3 separate regions of the Homo sapiens genome follow, and regions 1 and 2 are each linked to region 3. Evidence: chromatin contacts called from ENCODE Hi-C or POLR2A ChIA-PET data. All regions are on one chromosome and are shown on one strand. Each heading gives the region's core, a stretch centred on a gene start or an enhancer-like site at or near the end of the contact. The rest is flanking DNA. Distances are from core to core; before and after follow the strand shown. Region 1 overlaps LOC107986479 (a long non-coding RNA gene). Region 2 holds the start of RPL26L1-AS1 (RPL26L1 antisense RNA 1). Region 3 holds the start of FGF18 (fibroblast growth factor 18).

Evidence for each region. A loop is a pair of places that touch in the nucleus more often than their neighbours do. ChIA-PET counts read pairs that join two places held with the same protein, here RNA polymerase II (POLR2A). Pooled maps may share reads with other maps.
Region 1: a map of CD4-positive, alpha-beta memory T cell shows a loop between it and region 3 (8-fold over the local background). The contact joins the enhancer-like site here to the promoter of FGF18 in region 3. A Hi-C loop is called at or near these places in 2 of 168 maps with a recorded cell type or tissue (CD4-positive, alpha-beta T cell and CD4-positive, alpha-beta memory T cell) and 7 of 50 pooled maps.
Region 2: a loop to region 3 is called in a pooled map, with 2.2 times the contacts of the local background. The contact joins the promoter of RPL26L1-AS1 here to the promoter of FGF18 in region 3. A Hi-C loop is called at or near these places in 1 of 50 pooled maps. POLR2A ChIA-PET finds 5 or more read pairs at or near these places in 2 of 52 experiments (BJ and activated CD4-positive, alpha-beta T cell).

Annotation. Positions count from the first base shown.
Region 1 is chr5:172,694,468-172,699,116 of GRCh38, reverse strand. LOC107986479 (a long non-coding RNA gene) reads left to right here. Exons shown (of 3, transcript XR_001742997.1): 2 at 1,397-1,541. Among named protein-coding and RNA genes, the nearest start is that of MIR5003, 35 kb to the right of the region's middle. RefSeq lists enhancers at 1,181-1,240, 1,311-1,470. Within about 2 kb of position 2,519, at least 13 of the 41 ENCODE cell types and tissues checked have a DNase peak (open chromatin) inside an H3K27ac peak, as active enhancers do.
Region 2 is chr5:172,955,826-172,960,924 of GRCh38, reverse strand. It overlaps RPL26L1-AS1 (RPL26L1 antisense RNA 1), which reads left to right and starts at 1,557. Exons shown (of 4, transcript NR_026682.1): 1 at 1,557-1,635; 2 at 2,668-2,786; 3 at 3,623-3,771; 4 at 4,897-5,099. RPL26L1 (ribosomal protein L26 like 1) reads right to left here and starts at 1,501. Exons shown (of 4, transcript NM_016093.4): 1 at 1,457-1,501; 2 at 884-1,060. The coding sequence starts at 1,051. RefSeq lists an enhancer at 4,655-5,099.
Region 3 is chr5:171,417,154-171,421,550 of GRCh38, reverse strand. FGF18 (fibroblast growth factor 18) reads right to left here and starts at 1,904. Exons shown (of 5, transcript NM_003862.3): 1 at 1,320-1,904; 2 at 1,108-1,144. The coding sequence starts at 1,351. RefSeq lists silencers at 1,398-1,477, 1,538-1,587, 1,728-1,837, 1,958-2,067.

The DNA.
Region 1 (4,649 bases), core at 1,270-3,769, 1.3 Mb before region 3:
TTTTCTTATTATAACAATAAATGTTTCTTATAGAATTTAAAATTTTTCTTACATGTAGAGAAGCAAAAGAAGAAAATTAAACCACTTTTATTTCACCCTCATTGTACTTCCATCCAGATGACTTTTGTTAACATTTTGGTACATTCCTTCAGCCTTTTATTCCCATGACTAATTGTTCATGTATATTTTAATGTTATCATATGGTATATATGATTTTGTAGCTTTTAAATTTTTTTACTTAACAACGTATCGTTAATATTCTTCTCGTACTGAAGTTGGTCCAGGGAGATACAGTCCCAGATCTTGCTGTAAGGCTGGACCTCAAGCTGGGAGAATATGACTCTGGGCACGCCAGGGCTACCGTGTGCAGAGGCAGTGAGAGAGGAGGATGGTGCTATCATCATTCGCAACCCATTTAGTCCAACAGCTTTCAGCACCCCACAGCCAGTAAATACTTTGCACTGAGACTGATACAGGCCAGTTGTGCTGGGTTTCTGCTACTCCTGCTTGAAAGGCGGAACCTACAGAGGTTTCCAATCTACAGAGCTTGTCACAAACCCAGAGCAAACTTCTCTCTTTTTTTTTTTTTGAGACAGAATCTGGCTGTGTTGCCCAGGCTGGAGTGCAATGGTGCAATCTCGGCTCCCTGAAACCTCTGCCTCCTGGATTCAAGCGATTCTCCTGCCTCAGCCTCCTGAGTAGCTGGGATTACAGGCGCCCGTCACCACGCCCGGCTAATTTTTGTATTTTTGGTAGAGACGGGGTTTCATCATTTTGGCCAGGCTGGTCTCGAACTCCTGACCTCAAGTTATCCACCTACCTCGGCCTCCAGAAGTGCAGACGTGAGCCACCGTGCCCTGCCCCAGAGCAAACTTCTTTTGAACCAGCTGGGGCATAAATATCTCAAGCACTGGGGAGGCACTTTTTTTTTTTTGATGGCCAAAGGTGCAGTTTTAGCTGCATTGTCATTTCTGTCTATCTTTGAGGGTTTAAAAATATTGCATTTTCCTCCCCTACTTGTTTTATTCTAATGTGCCCGGCACAGGGTCAGACGTGCGGGTTAAACGGAGCGGGTCAGGTCAGTAGGACCGGAGTAAAGAAACGTCGTGTCCATGTGCCATCCTCCCAGCATTGCAGGGGCGGGGAGATCCTTTCCCAGCCCCAGCCCCAGCCCACCACACCCTCAGCTCCAGTCCACCCCCAAACGCAGACTTGACCCCAGACCCAGACTCAATGTCACCCTGACGTGCCTCCTCAAGGTTACCCAGATCCACAAGGCCATTTGCAGGAGTCTGGCTTCCCGGTCGTTGCGGCTTCTGCAGGATGCGCTCGGGGGGATGGTAGGGGGTGTAAATCTGTCCAGCACCTGGACCTTGACCAATGTCTTTCTGCTCAGGTCTTTGCCACTTCTCACCGTGGCCACTAGAGAGCGACAGTGCTCCATCTTCTAGAAAGAAACCGTCCAATCCCCGCGCCTTCTGCCGAGGAGCCTGGCGAGCCACCTCCCTGAACTTCAGGACTTTCAGTTTCACTCCCTTATGGTGAGGGCGCGGAAAGGGAAGCCCGAGGGGACGGGGCCCTTACCCAGGATCACTCCCAGCCCAGGCCGTTTCATTGCCCTTTGCCTGTCCGTCCATCCTTTCCTGGGAGGCCAAGGGGAGCTTGCCCTGTGGGAGGAAGCCTGCTCAGGAGCGCCAGCCAGCAGGGTCGTGTGAACCTCTTGGAGAAAGGCTGGTTTGTTGCAGAAGGCAAATGTCTCTTGGGACCTTTGCCCCCACCCTGGAGGGCTCCTCCAGCACGGGGCCCATCAGCTTCTGCGTTTGGGCAGCTCCTTTCTGCAGGGAGTGCTCAGGAGGAGCTTCTGCCTGCCAAGGGCTGTCCAGCATCTAAGGTCCAGCTCGGGTAGTACCTTGCGGGAGGCTCCCCCAAGCCGGGTCTGTATTCATAACACCTCCAGATGAAATAACTCCAGGGTGGAAAGATAGCAAGGTCAGCCGGGAGGGATGGCCCTGGAGTAGGTTCTAGACAGCCCTGGGACCACCTGTCAGAGGGACAGAGGCAGAAGGGAGTCTGCCATTGCTCAGAGTCATGTAGGGAACTCTTTTTGTGCTGATCAGGGGTGGGGTGGCACCAGAAAAAGGAGACGGAGTCAGCGTGGGAAACTGCGGGCAGATGGGGAAGCCAGAGAGGGTTCCTGGGAACATCCTGGTGTTTCTTTCCTGGGGTGGCCGTGGCAATCTCTCAGAGCCCCATCTCCATCCCTCTGAGGTGGGGTGGTTGTCCCTGGGGAACCCAAAGTGGGCTTGGGCCAGCGTTGAGGCTGGGGGGGCCAGCGTGGCTGCAGGCAGCTCCCCGCTCAGCTCAGTTGGGGAAGGCTTGGTGCTTCCCACGCCCCTCCTGGAATGCGGGGCTGCTCCTGGGAGTTGAGCAAAAGTGTGGCTTTCCCCTTGGAGTCTGAGGTCGGTCAGCCTCCCAGGCCTGGGGCCAGCGCTCTTGACTGGGAACCAAGACAAGCAAGGGGCGGGGGCCTGGGCCAGCCCCGAGGCCTGGCACGACCCCACCAGCAGATCACCACTCCGGTTCATTCTTTGTGGAAGGGAGGTGTGCTAATGCCAGAAATTCCACGCTGGGTGTGGGTGAGGGGTGTACACACTAAGACTCTCCTGTTTGGTAGACCCTGTGTTGGGAGCCGGGGATGCGCCGCGTCACCTGCAGATGCTGCTGACAGTGTCGCAGGGCAGGCTCACTGAGGTGGCACGGGAGGCCCAGGAGGTTGTAGGAGGATGGAGGCAGCCCCTGGCCCAGATGGGACAGGGGAGGGCATGGGCGAGGGGTAGCTGGTGTAGCAGGGTCTAGAATACTCCTAAAAAACATTTAGCACCTGCTATATGCCAGCCACTTTCTGACACAATTTGACACCCCTCTTCCTTCGAAGCTGCAGAAACTGAGGTTCAGAGAGGGTATGTAACTTGCCCAAGATCCCACAGCACAGGCAGGCCTGTCCCCTCAGCTGGAGGGAACTCACCCACCACACTAGACCCCATCACACTGGAAACCCCAGCTCAGAGCTAAGATGCCAGGATGCAGCCTCCTAAGGGCTGAGGGAGGGTGTGGTCTTACAGGGCCCACGTAGGGGCCACGAGGGGGAGGCTCAGAAGGGGGCATCCCCATCGTGCAGCTACAGGGGGCACATTCACGTAAAGTTTGGTATGTGAGAGGCACCCTTAGGAAGCCCAGTGGGGAGGGCAGGTCCTCTGCTGGCTGGGGCAGAGCATGGATGTGAACTCAGTTAGGCCGGCCCAGCCCTCCTAAGCAGGCCCACATGCTCCTGAAAGGATGGCCAAGGTCTTCGCTGGCCAGTCGGAGAGTCAGGAGAGTCAGGCTGTCTGTCTGGGGAGAAGGGTTTAGACCTGGGAAGGCCCAAGCTGAGAGGGGAGGAGGCTGACGAAAGGGGATCAGGCTGCCTGAGGCATTTCGTTTTGATGCATCTCCTCCCCAACACACCCCACTGCTGGGCTTCTGGAAGCTTCTCCATAGGTGTATTTAACAGCCAAGGTCGGGGTTCTGTTCCCATAGCTCGATGCCTGGAATAATCGTGTTTTCCACATCCCTGTGTGGGAGCTTCCAAGAGCTGGGAGATCAGAGCCTGAAGGGAAAAGCAAATATTCCCTGTCCCTGGAATTGAACGGATAGGCATTGTGTGAGTCAGGACACAGCTGATGTTCTTCTAGAAAAAGCCCTTCGAGGTGCTGAATCTGGCTGTTTTTTTCTTGTCCTTTTCTTCTTACTCTCCTTCCTCCTTTCCCTCCCCCTCCTCCTGACAATGTACCCACAGACATGCTGTGATGTGGTGGAAAGAGCCAGGCCTGGTTCAAATCCTGGCCCCACAGCTCCTAAGCAGTGTGATGTGGGGCAGCCCCTTCCCCTCCCTGTAAAATGGGACCGTAATACAATGGGTGGCTGGTGGGAGTCTGTGAAATCACAGCTGCAAATGTTCTAGGCCCATTTGCACTTGGGAACCAGGGGGTCTAGGTCCAAGGACATAATTACAAACAGAAAGCGAAGAAACTTTTTGTCTTTGAGAGGCCATATAAAGTAGGAGAAAGTTACTGATTCCTTCTCAGTCTTGGCTTCTTGCCTGTAAAATGAAGGTAATGATGGAGCCACTTCAGAGAACTGTTGTGAGGATTTACTGATGTCATGGATGTCCTTTGCACACACTAAGTGCTTATTAAATGATCTGGTATTATTATCTTTCTGGAGGATTTCTTGTCCTGCAGGAACTCAGGGAATGAGAAAAAGGGATTTGCATGCACAATAGTGAACCCCCACCGCACCAGGCTAGGTGCACCGCAGGTGGCAGGGGCTGGTGAGGGCCAGCGCACGGGCTGTGTGCACTGCAGCATGGGAGGAGGAATTGGATGTGCCAGGGAACATGGCTCAGGTGTTGGTAAGAACACACAGGGCCAGGAGAAAGAAGGATGCCTAACTGCATCGCTAAATGATCCCGAGCCCTCGTGGCCTGAATTGGATCGTTCCCACAGCTTCAGAAGTGCACTGGTCTAAACATGTCTGTTTAGGGGTCTGCCTTCCCCTCCAGATTGGTTGGTTCTTGAGGGTAAGGGCCATACCATACCTAGTTTTGTATC
Region 2 (5,099 bases), core at 308-2,807, 1.5 Mb before region 3:
CCACCCCCCACCCCCCACAACAATTATCCAGTCCAACATATCAATAGAGCTGAGGCTAGGAAACCCTGCTCTAAAACGTGATCTCCATGAGAACAAGGGCCTCGTCAATCTTGTCCTAGAACAATCTCTGGTAAGTGCTCCATAAATATTCCTTTGAGGAATGAATCTAGCCCCTGCTTATTTCACTCATATCCAACTCCCTTCCCTCCTCTCATGCATTCTAAGCTCCAATCACAGAGAACAGAGGGCTTGTACGTTCTCACATGGGCCAGTCTTTTAGAAATTATGAAAGAGTGACTCGCTGCATCTTTACCAGTTCTCCTGCCAAATCCAATGCTATCACATGGCCAGCTCCCACAAATCTCTGTCCATCAATCCCACTACACCCAAATACACTAAAACACTACTCTCACTGCAGCACCTTCCCCTACAGTCTGGTTCAACAAGCCACCCTGGGCAACAACACTTGGCAAACTAGCAGCCAGAAGGTTAAATCAAAAGTATTTTTGGTGGGGCACGGTGGCTCACACTTGTAATCCCAGTGCTTTGGGAGGCTGAGGTGGGAGGATCACTTGAGGCCAGGAGTTCAGAGACCAGCCTGGGCAACATAGCAAGACCCTATCTCTACAAAACAAACAAAAAAGCAGGTTTTTGCTTGGTTGACATACTGTTTTATTAAATTTTACTATTACTATTAAATAATTAAATGCTCTAAAGCAACGCAGGCACTCTCTGGTGGCTCTGAACCCTATCTCTGGCCTAACACATCTGAAGGGTCACACTACTTTCCAGAGTCCTGAGGCATGTGAGTCTGTGACTGCTCCACGCATGACGTTCTTAGGCAACGGTGTCCGAGCGCCACTAGCGCCGGAGGGAGACGTACCTGGACCTCGTCGTCCTTGCGGATGGGCATGGAGCGGACATTGTACTTCTGCCGCAGCTCCTTGGAGAGCGGGGATGACATGATCTTCCTGCGCACGTGTGAGGGGGCATTGAAGTGACGTTTGCGGTTTTTACTGCGGTCCGAGGTAACGAAGGGATTGAACTTCATGGTGACCCTCTACAAAGGGCGGAGAGAGACGGAATGAAGGGGCGCTCAGTGGGTTACAGGGGCCTGTTCTCGACCCAAGACACTCCTCATCCCCCAACAAAGGCTCTACAGGGGAGGTAGCCTCTGAAAAGGCAACTGAGGGAGGACAGAGAGATGCGACTAGTCTGACTATCACATAAAGTGAGGCGTGTGTGGAGGTCGCATGCCCGTCTAAAGGGGTCGTGGGGGAGAGGGTAGCACTGGGACCTTGAGGCTGAGGAAGGAATGCTAGGGTTAGGCAGGAATGGGTGGTCGGGAGGTCACTCAAAGAGAGCTGTGGGGTGACATGTGTTCCCGCGACACATAGGGCAGGGTCTCACGGGGCGGTAGAGTTCACTGTCCGAGAAAACTCCAGCCTCCACTCACCCGGCTACTAGCTGCCTCAGACCCTGAGTGCGCAGGGCCGGAAGTGAGTTTCCGTGCCGCGCAAGCGCAGAAAGACATCGAAGCCCCATTTCCGTAGGAGCGAAGTCGAATGGCGCCCCCAGCGGCTTGGGGTGGGATCTCAGTGCCTCATTCCTGGCGGCCCCGGGAGGGCGATGCCAGTGAGTACAAGGGCCTGCTTGTGTAGGGCCTGCGGTAGAGGCTTACTGGTGTTCTTTTTTTTTTTTTTGAGACGGAGTCTCGCTCTGTCGCCCAGACTGGAGTGCAGTGGCGCGAGCTCGGCTCACTGCAAGCTCCGCCTCCCGGGTTCACGCCATTCTCCTGCCTCAGCCTCCCGAGTAGCTGGGACTACAGGCGCCCCCCACCACGCCCGGCTAATTTTTTGTATTTTTAGTAGAGACGGGGTTTCACCCTGTTAGCCAGGATGGTCTCGATTTCCTGACCTCGTGATCCGCCCGCCTCGGCCTTCCAAAGTGCTGGGATTACAGGCGTGAGCCGCCGCGCCCTCCTACCTCTACTTTTTTCTATCTCTGGGACTAAACGGCGGCCGGCGGCGTGCCTGCGGGTTTGTGGCCGCCGCCCCGCCCCTCTCTCCTAGACCCCGCCCCTCTCATCCAGTCCCCGCCCACTCCGGCCGCTCCGCGCCCACCTGTGGCCCTCTTGGCCCTTCTGCCCGTGCCTGGCCCCGCCGGGTCGCTCCCGAGCTCCGCGTTTCGTTCGCCGACCCCTGGAAGACTGCCTGGAGGCCCGGGCGCCACCCAACCACTGGCTAGGCCGACACTTTGCGCGGACCCTGGGTGTAAAAGGTCCCCGGGTCTCTGGTCCCGACGGAGCTGTGAGGGAGATCAACCACGCCCCCTCCGTGGGCACCGTGGCGGCAGGGAAGGAAAAGGGCTCTGGGTCTCGACTCTCTTCGGGTTAAGAACCGACGGGGTTTATTCTATGCAAGGTGTTATTAACTCCAACTCTCCCTTTCGTTCATTCATTCCATATATGTTGAACGACAACTTAGTGCCAAATGCCGGCATGCTGAAACTCAGAGAGGGAAGATGTCTTGCAAGTACAGCAGCCACACCCAGGCAGGTCCCGTGCTCTCTCTTAGTTTATCAGTGTTCCCTGACATGTAGTGGTGACATTGTTAAACACCTGCGTTTACTAATACTAGATTTTTTTTTTTTTTTTTTTTGAGATAGAGTTTCGCTCTTGTTCCCTGGGCTGCAGTGCAGTGGCACCATCTCGGCTCACCGCAACCTCCGCCTCCCAAGTTCAAGCGATTCTCCTGCCTCAGCCTCCCCAGTATCTGGGATTACAGGTATGCGCCACCACGCCCGGCTAATTTTGTATTTTTAGTAGAGACGGGGTTTCTCCATGTTGGTCAGGCTGGTCTTGAACTCCCGACCTCAGGTGATTCTCCCGCCTCGGCCTCCCAAAGTACTGGGATTACAGGCGTGAGCCACTGCGCCTGGCCTACTAATACTAGGTTTTATTCCGGGCCCTTCACAGTTAATGTTGGAGGCCTCTGGAGGATGGCCACACCTGGGCTATTTGCAGAAGCCTGGACAGCACAGCAGGCAGAGTTAAAGCAGTTAAGGCAGTATCAGCTGAAGGGCCACCCAGCTGTGCGTGTGCCCAGGCTCCAAGAATAAGGAGGTTGGGGGGCAGTCCTAAGAAAGGAAGTCATTACCTATCGGCAACCCAGGAGCAGACGCTGGCATAACGGCGCACACACAGTAAAGGTCAGAGGTTCTTCTTAGAATAGTCCTTAGGTGTTAGTCAAACCCATGCCCTGCCCCAAGGAGTTCATTCATTCATTCACTCATTCATTCACTCACTCACTCACTGGTTCTGTTTATTCACTCATTTCTCTATCACATATCCATTTATTGTCATTCACCCACTTATTTACTCATACATTCATTCATTTGCTCATCAATTTATTTGGTACCTACATGGAGCCAGGTACAGGTCTTGATTAAAGAGATCTGGGGAGGAGTGCTCCCAAGAAGTTCAGAGCCTCACTGGTGAAGGAAAGCCATGTAAAGACAGATCTTGAGAACCCAAGATCATCAAGGAGTATCCATGATCAAGCAGAGCAGGGAAGGCTTTTTGCTTTGTTTTGTTTTGTTTTTAACATGCTGTGTGGTTCAGTAAAATTAAAACAGGCACAATGATATCCTGGATGACAAGAGCTGGAGGCTGTCATTCTAACAATGTAGTGAGACTGGCTGTCTTGTCTCATGCCCACCCCTGGAAACATGCGCAGGAACTCAAAGCACCTAGCACAGAGGAAGTGTCTGGTGAGTCTTTTTATTTCTCGAGGCAGTGGCTGCATGGGGAAGTGCTTGAGCCCTGGCACCCAAATCGCTTGGGTTTGGATCTCTGCCACTGCCTGGTTCTTTGGCTTTGGAGAAGATATTCAGCCTCTTGGTCACTCAGTTTATTCCCATCTGAAAAATGGGAATAATGATAGTACTTACCTCATTGGTTTGGTGTCAGGATTTTTTTTTTTTTTCGAGATAGAGTCTCGCTCTGTCGCCCAGGCTGGAGTGCAGTGGTGCAGTTTTGGCTCACTGCAACCTCCACCTCCCGGGTTCAAGTGATTCTCCTGCCTCAGCCTCCTGAGTAGCTGGGACTACAGGCGTATGCCACCACGCCTGGCTAATTTTTGTATTTTTAGTAGAGACAGGGTTTCACCATGTTGGTTAGGCTGGTCTTGAACTCATGACCTCAAGCAATCCACCTGCCTCAGCCTCCCAAAGTGCTGGGATTACAGATGTGAGCCACCACACCCGGCCTGGTGTCAGGATTAAATGAACCCTTAGCACAATACCTGGCACAGAGGAAGAACTTAATAAATGTTGGAATTTATTTATTTATTAGATGGATAATAATGGCTCTTCTTAATGGGCTGAGCATTTACTGTCAGGCATTGTGCTAACAGGTTTACAAGCATTACCTCATTTCAGTCCGTTAAATAACAGTATGAATTGTCCCTTTTACAGGTGAGAAAACTGAGGCTCTGAGTGAGATGGGAACAAAGGATGGACATAATCTACCATTAGATGCTCAATATGGTTATTATTTATCTTGCAGCCCATAAAGATAATAATGCGATCCGTATTTATTAATCTAGGAAGATGTCTGTTAAGTGAGGGCTAAGCTATACAATAATATGAACAGTATGATCCCATTTTGCTTATCAAAAGGCATCACTAAAATGTTATCATTAAATGATCATCTCTGATTAGTGGGATTACGGGTGACTTTCGTTTTTCCCCTTTTACTTTTTTTAGTATTTGATAATTTTCCTCCAGTGGGCTTATGAGCCTGTGTTATTTGTGTAATTAAAATTACATTTTGAAGATTTAAAAAATTGTAAGAACGCTGTCCCTGCGAATGTTTAATTTAGATTTTCTCTGCAGGTTGTTTTAAAGGAAAAACAAAACCAAAAAAAGCACCTCCTGCTCTGACCACCCCTATTTCCAGTTTTCCCTTTTGGCACAGCAAAGATGACCTTGGGACTGAGGTGGAACCATGTAATTCTTCGTAATCCCAGAGTCAGGCAGACCTGGGTATGAATTCCATCTTTACTAACTGTGTGACTCACTGTGTGGCCATGCCAAGT
Region 3 (4,397 bases), core at 655-3,154:
CTCAAGGCTAGCTCTGGGGATCTCCACAATCCAGAAGGCTAAGGTCTAAGAATCTTCTCTAATCCCGGAAAGCCACCTGCCTTCCACCGAGGGGGAAGGGTCAGACAACCCTCTTTTGACCTGTGTCCAGTTCCTCCTGGCCTGGCCCCTTGCAGCACTAGGTGGGTGGGGGCTTGGGGAGCTGACGCTTCCTATTCCCTTTGCCCGCCGCCCCCCGACCCCCACCATGCAGAGGCAGCCCTGGTCTGGTTCTAATCGGGGCTGAAGTCGGCTCCCTTTTTCGCTCTTCTCTCTCCCTCCCCCCAACCCTTTTTCCTTCATTTCTACGGCTTTGGAAGCCAGAGCGTTCCAACTGTCTGCGTGCCAAGACCTTCCCGAGTCTGAAAGCTGCTGAAGTAACAGATCAGATTTTAGCAAGTGCTTTCCAGGCCGAGCGCCAAGCCCTCTTCTGATTCACGGAGAGCGAGCGAACCGGGAGCAGGCGGGGAACCAACGAGGGCTGCACCACCTTAGGCGAGGGAGTGCGGAGCGCGGCCCATCCGGGAGCGGCCTCGCGGGCAGCGGCCACTCGGCCTAGGCGCCCTCGAGCTTCCCCTCGTCCCGGGCATGTGTGTGTGTCTGTGTGTGTGTCTCAGTGCTGCAAGCGCCTTCAAAACCACAGAGTAATTTACAACTGAAGCTTTCTCCCTGGACTCGAAATCCACTCGGCTGAAAGTCTTTTTGTTTGGAAGCGGCGATGTTAAGGGAAGGTTGGCAGAGAAAATCCCTAGGTCCTACCCCTCGCTGGCTGCGGGCAGGGGTCTTAGAGCTGGGTATATTGTTGCGGCTGAGCCCGCCGGCTCTGCGGGATCTCCTCCCAGCCGAGGCCGACAGTGGCCGCGACAGCCAGCGCCTCCTCGGGCCCCGCGGCAGAGCCCCTTGCCCTTGGCCGGTTCCCCGCCGGCGCAGGGCGCACGCGGAGCCGCCCTTCCGCGCCCTGGGAACAGGTGCACTGGGCTCAGCGCCCAGGAGGGGTGGGGCACAGGGAGGGGGCGCGGCCGGGGAAGGGGGGTCGGCGTGTACCGCGAGGCAGGGGCGGGAGGAGGTCAAAGTCAGGAGCCCACGTACCTGTACCTGGAAGCACAGCAGCAGGAAGTGTAAACACCTGCGGGAAACAGATGGAGAAGCGGTCAGTGGGACCTGAGGAAGGGGGCGCACGGACAGACAGACACGCAGTCGAAGAGTCAGGTGAACCGACGGGCGGGCAGACAGAGGTACAGGGCACAGGCATACGGACAGACAGCCAGGCAAGGTGGGCAGCCCCGCGCGCGGGCGCTTACAGGCAAGTGCAGGCGGAGGGCGCTGAATACATCGCTGGGCGGGAGGGAGGCGGCGGCTCCTAGCCCAGCCTGCACATGTCCGCTCCGCGCGGCCGGGACCGGGCGCCTCCGCCGCCGCCGCCGCCGCCGCCGCCGCTGCTGCTGCTCCCTCCTCGCCGGCTGCTGCTGCTGCAGACTCTGCTGCTCCGGGGCGCTCCGCGGCGCGCCCTGCGGCATCAGCGCCCCGCGCGGCTCCTCCCGAGCGCTGCGCCCTCCGGGCTGGCGCAGGGGCTGCGGGGCGGCAGCCGCTGTGCAGGAGGCGCCTGGCCGGTGCGGGGAAGCTCGCTCACTGCTGGCCGGCCGGCCGTCCGGGCGTCCGTGGGAGGCTGGCTGCCCGGCTCAGTCCGGGGACAGCATGCGCGGCGGGTCTGGAAGCCGAGTTGCGCTCTCCGGCCCGGGCGCGGAGCTGCGTGGGGCCAGGGGTCAGCGCTCCGGGGTCGGGGCGCGCGGCTGCAGCGCGAAAGCGTCACGGCCGCTCCGTCTGGGCGCCCGCCGGCTCATGTCTCCTCCTCCGCGTCTCTCCGGCCGTGCGCATCGCCGCCTCCCACCACTGGCGGCGGCCGGGGCGTTTTCTACGCGCGGGCGGCGAGGGGGCGGGGGGCCGGGGGCGGGCCCGGGCCCGAGCCGGCACAATGAGGATGCGGGGCCTGGGGGCTCCCCCCTCGGGGCGCGGCCGGACGGGCGCTCAGCTCGCCTGGGTGCGCCCAGCCCACATCAAAGGCGGCCCTGCCTGCTCGCCTGCCTGCCGCGGCCTCTCGCTGCCTCCTCCTCCTTCTCCTGGCGGCTCGGGGTTGGAGGGGAGGCGCTCAGACTCTCGGAGACGGGACCGGCAGCTCCAAAGGGGCAGGACCCGCGAGACTGAAGCTGGTGAGCGCTGGAAGCCGTCGGAGCTCTGCGCCCGAGCGCAGTGACCGCTCCTCCGCGCAAACGTTGCCCAAATTGGGCAGGCGATGCTCCCCAAGAACGCAGTTAGGTACGGAACGTCCTCACCTGCCCACATTCGCTACTCGCACTCACTCACCAGCGCTCTAGTGGAGAGCCGAGAGGGGCGGGTCAAACCCAGCCCCGGGGCGGCTCCACTGAATGGGGGTCGCTTTTACCCGCCCTGCGATCGTGGAGTTTCCCAGCCACCCTCTTGACTGGCTACCCACTTAAGTGAGCCCCCGTCCTCTTCTTACGTCCCTGCCGCTGCGAAGGGGGCTCCCGGGCATCTCTCCTTCCCACCCCTCGCCCCCTCCGGGGCTCTGGGGTCGGTTCACGGGATCCCAGCTGGACTCTCCCGTAGGCGAGCCAGCTTTGGAAACACACGGCTACCACCAAGCGGCCCCGAGACGTCACTGCAACCCCAGCACGGACGGCTGCACGCCGGGGAGCAGCCAGCAGGACTCTGGTCAGCGACCACGCTGAGGCCCTCTTCCGGCCTCCTCCCAAAACCGGACTAAGACTTGCCTCCGTTTGCATACTAGGCAGCTTCGTTCCTTTAACCAGGGCCCCATTCAGGACACTGGTTCTTACCGCCTCTGCCCCTTCCAGAGGCATAACTCCTGTCCTTCCCACCAACCCCAAAACGTAGGTGTTCTTGTCACGTACCTGCCTCACTGTCTAGAGCTGGTGTCAGCCAAGCTCTGCTTGAGCCTGATGCTAAGGAAAATAGGTCACAGTGAGAAAGACGCTGGAGGACAGGCTCAAGCAAAACTCAGGAATCTGGACTATTTGGTTAAAGCCTCCTTGCGTTGGCAATGGTTGATGGTCCACTGGAGCATAAACTGAGGTAGGACTGTCGAACAGTGCTATTTGCTGAAGCCATGACTATAAAACATTAGTAATTGTTCCAAATATCAGGCCTCCTTGCAAGCTATTTTAAGTTCCCTTTCAAAGCTGAGGCTATTTTAAACAGATAGCCTCTGTTTCAACATCGGACACAAGTGCAGAAAACCTTTTCAAAACCAGGTGCTGAGGGGGAAAATTCCTGCATGAAGCTTTTAAGCTGAATTTACTTAGACATTCTGATTGCCAGAGCTGGACTTGCAGAGTTACTCGTAACTTCCCAAGTTCTGGAGAAAATGAATCGATCCCAAGATAGGATGCAATGACCAACCATAAATAGAAATGGACAGAAATGCTCCCACCGATGACCCGAGTCATTGCCGCCGTCTTTGATCTTGCTTTATAGGAAGATTGACAAACCCAGTCGAGGAGTTTTTGGCTTACCATCTGCTAGTTTGAAGTATCTCCTGGCTAAGAATCATGCTTCCAATTTTCTATATTGTTACTATTTTTTATTACTTGTGAATGGAATGGGTATATAATTATTTATACCCTATCTAAAATGCTTGCAGTATTTTTCAATGCTCAAAGTATATTTGCCAATCTCACCTACCAAACAAATCAGACTGACCAAAAAGTCCAGCCAAGAGAACAGTTCTGAGTAAGAGCATAAACTCAGGAGTCAGAAGTACTGCATTTGAATACTGCCACCAACATTTACTTATAAATTCCAGCAAGCAACGGTTTGAGATTCTGCTTCCTCCTCTACAAAATATGGCTAAGAACAGTAACAACTCTCACAGAGTTGTGAGTACTCAATGAGTGTCTGGCACACAATGAAAACTCCAAACGTTTTAGCTGCTAACTAATAATCCTAATTATTATTCAGGTTACTTTCAGGTTATTTTCACATTTCTTTCTGAACAATTTCATGAAGTAGGGAGGCAGGATCATTTCCAATTTACAGTTGAAGAGGCATCTAGTCAGAATGTCTTTTGACTCCAAATCCATTTTATACTACACATTCTTTTCCCCACCACTCACACCCTCTAGTTTCATGCACCTATTTACCAACATGACCTATTTACCATATGCCTGAATCTTAAATGGGTTCTATCTGGATTTGGCATGTTCATACAACACTTAATATATACCACTATTTTAGTAGTCACTTCTTACTAATTCAATCACAATTTATTGAGATCCTACAGTGTCGAGCCCTCACTGAAAGACAGGCAAGGTCCCTGCACTAAAAAAGCACTTCGTTTCCAC